Linked DNA regions of Mus musculus: region 2 is linked to region 1. A link is a loop called in an ENCODE intact Hi-C map of the cell type or tissue named here. Cell type or tissue: left cerebral cortex. All regions are shown on one strand.

What was found. Hi-C counts contacts between places; a loop is a spot of excess contacts. Peaks named below come from ENCODE experiments on the same cell type or tissue, not always from the same donor. Only the 100,000 strongest peaks of a DNase experiment are listed, where the experiment ranks them.
Region 2: a loop joins it to region 1, with 2.5 times the contacts of the local background. A loop is called at or near these places in 6 of 42 quality-filtered maps.

Annotation. Positions count from the first base shown.
Region 1 is chr19:12,474,639-12,477,138 of GRCm38, reverse strand. All of the region lies in intron 7 of Dtx4 (deltex 4, E3 ubiquitin ligase), which reads left to right. Among named protein-coding and RNA genes, the nearest start is that of Mpeg1, 15 kb to the right of the region's middle. In left cerebral cortex, no CTCF peak of the experiment used is centred here; DNase peaks (open chromatin) are centred at 199, 733 and 1,535; H3K27ac peaks cover 2,283 bases.
Region 2 is chr19:12,011,108-12,013,607 of GRCm38, reverse strand. n-TLtaa4 (a tRNA gene) reads left to right here and starts at 2,440; the gene lies at 2,440-2,500. It overlaps n-TRtct1 (a tRNA gene), which reads left to right and starts at 1,935; the gene lies at 1,935-2,020. n-TVtac1 (a tRNA gene) reads right to left here and starts at 1,677; the gene lies at 1,605-1,677. It overlaps n-TVtac2 (a tRNA gene), which reads right to left and starts at 1,342; the gene lies at 1,270-1,342. In left cerebral cortex, a CTCF peak has its summit at 1,113 (motif pointing right); DNase peaks (open chromatin) are centred at 133, 813, 1,268 and 1,749; H3K4me3 peaks cover 2,500 bases; H3K27ac peaks cover 1,764 bases.

The DNA of each region.
Region 1 (2,500 bases):
AAGATAAATACCTCTCACTCCTCGTCTGGAGAACAGAAACGGATATGCACCACTGATGAAAGTTACACAGACAAAGGGACTTGCAGGGCTTCAAAGTCTTGTGACCCTGGTCCCACTTCCTGGCTGTCTTCAAGGTGCCTGCTTCCTTCTCCTAGCTTCAGATCTTTTTTTATTCTTCATCTGTGCTGCTGGGAATCTGCTAGGCAGAGGTCCAAGGAGTGGGAAAGTCCACCAGGAGCTTCCCAGGCACTATTAAGGTGCCCGGGACTTTGCTTCCTGCTATCTGATTGGCTGAGGTGTGGTAAGGAGGAGGAGGAGGAGGAGGAGGAGGAGGAGGAGGAGGAGGAGGAGGAGGAGGAGGAGGAGGAGGAGGAGGAGGTTATGTGTAGTCTGTCTGGAAGGTGGGAGGAGACTTTTCTGGTGCAAAGCATTCTCTAGTGAATCCCTGAGAGAAATACAGAATACACAGTTAGTTAGCTGCAGGAGAGACAACCGTGGAGAAAAATGCATGCTGAAGAACAGTAGAATTTATTCAGTTGGGAGGTTGGGGCCTGAGACTTGCAAAAGTCATGGAAGGAGGGGACATGATAAGGATATAGGGGGCAGGTCACAGAAGACGTTTAATGCTAGGGCCAGCGATGGGGACTTTGCTTAGGCTCTGAGGAGTCCCTGGAGATGATTGTCTGATTAGGATTACAAGACATGTAACGTGTAAATATGCTTTAAGAGGCCAGTATGACTTAAGAACGGGAGATGAGTGGAAATAAGTCTGCAGTAATATTTCAGGCTCCCGACTAAGGGGAAGACCAGGGTAAAAAAGTAAGATGTGCTTGGCTCAGCCCGGGAGAGACTTGTAGAGTGATTCTGGGGCAGCTGGCTGGAATGATACGGAAGAATGAAAATGTGGGAGTGGGCTGGCAAGATGGTTCACTGGTAAGGGCCCTGATAACTGAAAGCCAGTTCTGATAAACAGAGTTCAATCCCTGAAACCTGCATAGTGGAAGGAAAAGAACTGACTCCTTCATGTTGTCTTCTGATTTCCACACACGTACCAAACACACACGCACACACGCATACACACACACACACACTCGCACATGCACTCTCTAAATAAACAAGTGTTTTTAAAAATGAAAGAGAAAGCAAGAAAGCAAGAAGGAAAGAGTCCAGCAAGGGTCAAAGTAGAACCAAATATCAAGGTGGGGCATCTGTTGACAAGAAGGCCACATTTTATTTAAGCCTCTGGAGTTACCGGACATAGAGAGTCTTCTTTGTAAGTGTACGGAGGGGTCAATGCTGCCTATGCAGGGCCCTAGCACCTCTAGTAACACCCTGGCTTTTGAAAAGGAAACGCATCTCTAAATGGTCAGATGCTCTGCAGACTCACCAGGGTGAGTCAGTAGAAAAGTGTTCTGTGCTTGCTTTGTGAAGCTCCACGGATCACGGATCACGCAGGCCTGGGCTTTGGTGAGAAGCTGAGCTCGCCAAGCACTGCTTCCACTGCAGAAAGTGAGTCCCTGTGGGAGGAGCTCTGGGCCAGGCTGAGGCAGAGTCGTGACTGCTTCACCTGGCAACAGGCCCAGAACAAACGAGCAGCCTTACTGGGTTGGTGCCAGACCTGCTGAGCTGGAAACAGCCAGCAGCCCAGGGCATCAGCAAGGCAGCTGGAGGCATGGTCAGGCGTGGTCCCTCCATGAGGGTGCCTGGCTTGGAGATGTGTGGTCCTGAGGATGAGGCACCTTTGTAGAGATTTTGTCTGGCTGTTAAGTTATAACTCAGTCTTTCCATCCCAGAGAACATTAGTTTCTTTTAGTTCACAGTGACATTGTTCTATCTTTTAACATTTTTCTATGATCAAAATTTACTTTGTACATAAGTAGAATTCTCAAAGAATAAATAAAAATTATACTTTAAAATTTGAATAGTTTTTCTCTTTGGCAATTTTATACATGTGTACACTGAGTTTGTGCATTTTCAAATGCTTTTGCCCCCTCTCTTCTCCTTTCCTTCTTCCAAAACACTTTCCCCAATGATCCCTCTTTCTTTTCTTTTTGAGCCAGTGAATTCAATTTCATTCATTCATTCACTCGCTCACTCACTCACTACAAAGCCATGATGAGTTTATTGATCTGTGAGAGAGCTTGTACCAAGAGCTGCATAAAATTGTCAATATTATATTCTTTGCACTTACAAAGTAAAATCTTTAAACAAGGTTACAGTCTCAAGAGATGAGAGATATTCAAAATTATAGACAAGCATTTGTATGGGTGGAAAGCTGTTACATCAGTCTTCATAAACCATTCACCCCTTGGAGCCTGTGATAGCTCTGTCAGTATGACACAATTTAGTATCATACAGGAAGATAATCCCAATGATGGGTTCATGGGATTACTGGGGAATTTTCTTGATTCTATTAACTGGGGTGGGAGGACCTGCCCACTGTGAGTGGCATTATTCCTTAGGAATGGGGATCTGTAATGTGTAAGCGTGGAGACAACTA
Region 2 (2,500 bases), 460 kb after region 1:
CATACAAGAGGTTATCCCCCACGTTTGCAGAGAGGAAAACAGGGACAGGACACATAGGTAACTCCCTCAAGGGTCACACCCAGACTCTAGCTAGGAACTCTGCCCCGGCCATACACTCAGAGAAGCTGACCAGCCAAGTGCTGAGATACGTGGCTGGTTGTGATTCATCTGTCCACCCACCCCAAGGGTTCAGGGACCTTCTCTGAAGAGGAAGCAGGAAGAACACATGATGTAGGCTTCTGCACGTGACAGTCACTGCGCACTCACTCACGAACGCTGCAGTTTTACCAAAGTAGGCGATTGCCTGCGTGAACTGCACTAAGACCCTCCCCACCCCAATCCCAGCACGGAGACCCTCCCCACCCCAGCCCCGCCACGGAGACCCTCCCCACCCCAGCCCCGCCACGGAGACCCTCCCCACCCCAGCCCCGCCACGGAGACCCTCCCCACCCCAGCCCCGCCACGGAGACCCTCCCCACCCCAATCCCACCACGGAGACCCTCCCCACCCCAGGGAGAACAGGCTTTGCAAACACGTTTCCCAACTTTGTTATTTGTCTTCTGATATTCAGTGCCAATACAGAAATTGAAAGTTTTTACGCCGTTAAATTCGCCATCCTTTTAGTTATCATTTACCGGCTTTTAAATTTTCTGCTTGGAAAAATCTGTTCTTATTTTGAAATTACGCTCTAAAAATTGTGCTGTTTGTTCCTGATGACCACGTAACAAAACACTTCTAATGTTTAAATCTTCGGTCCATGTGAAATTTCTGCTACTAAGTGCACCGTAAGGGGACGCACTTGTGAAGAACAATAATGAGATACTTCTAGGAGTCACAAAAGAAACTTCTGACTATTAAAAATGAAAGGGAGGATTTTTAATCTCTTCCCTTGCGCCTGACAATAATTTCTCAATATGTACTTGTATATCAATAAGATCAATATGAGGCTTGTAATTAATCAGCACTGATAGTAGCAACTTTTTAATTATTTTAAAGCAGAGATTGTAGGCGTGCTTCATCAGGCAATGGAAGCAACTTTTAAAAGTGGCCCAAGGCGAATCAGACACCCAAGACCTACTATTTGAAAGCCACGCAGGCACCAGGAGACACAATCCCCTCACCGGCACATCCCAGAAGAGGCCACAAGGGGGCAGTCACACCGGCAGCGGACCGGCAATAGCTCGCGCACAAAATCCAAATTCTCCGGGGAGGGGAGGGGGGGGGGGGAATTACACTGAAATAGCTTTAATAACGAAAGAAAAGTTACACTGGTTCCACTGGGGCTCGAACCCAGGACCTTCTGCGTGTAAAGCAGACGTGATAACCGCTACACTATGGAACCACGTGCCACAATGGTCTTCTCAGATTGGATAATGAAAATAGAAAACTTTGATTAAAAACTAGTCTGGTAACAACGAAAAGTTTGTAATCTGCCCTTAAAGAAGTATTTCAAAATAAACACAGATTTTTCTAAACGCCGAAAACAAACGGGTGCTTTCAAAAGGAGACTTCAAAGTACCGTTTAGATGCGTCAGAAACAAAATTAGATAACCTAGACAGGCTACAGCAATAACTACCTGAAAAAAATTAACTAGCACACCACGTGGTTCCACTGGGGCTCGAACCCAGGACCTTCTGCGTGTAAAGCAGACGTGATAACCGCTACACTATGGAACCGGGCGGAGGAGTCGCATGCCATATCAACTAACTACATGTAGAACTGTGGTGACGCTGGGACTTGGAATCAAGATGTTTTTGTACCTTGCGCAGAGAACTTCCAACAGGACCTGGGGTTTCTAGTGGCGCCGCTCCGCTCGCTCCCGGCTGCTCGCTTCCGGCTGCACACTCCACGGTTAATGGAGGAAGAGAGAGCTCGTCCCCCCGAGTCGACGCTCCTGCTCTGATGTAGACAGTACGGAGACAGAAACACACCTGGCTCTGTGGCGCAATGGATAGCGCATTGGACTTCTAGACAAATGGAGGCATTCAAAGGTTGTGGGTTCGAGTCCCACCAGAGTCGCTTTTATTTTAATAAGAGAGTTATAACGCAAGAACAAAAGACCGGAGTTAGGAAGAAGGAAAAGTGTACCGAAGTCCATGAGTATTAAAACATCCTGCCTGACATGCCCATTAAAATAAAAAAGGAAAGTTATCGCCGTCGTTTCAAGTGTCCGTCACCATAGAAGAATCAGTAATCTTGGTACTACCACCAGCGAGCTTTCTCAGTCACTTTCCAGCGTCAATCACATTGCTATTGTATGCGGAAATGAAGTAATGAGCGAGGTATAATCAGGGTTACGAACCTCCCTCCCCTGTGACTTTGTTTTTCATTGTTTTGTTTTATATGAGTAAAAAATATTATTTTACGGTTCTTTGAAAACTTTTAAATCTTGCAGTATTGCTCCAGTTGCTGGTAAATAAAATCTAGCTCTTTCAGGTACCAGAATGGCCGAGTGGTTAAGGCGTTGGACTTAAGATCCAATGGATTTATATCCGCGTG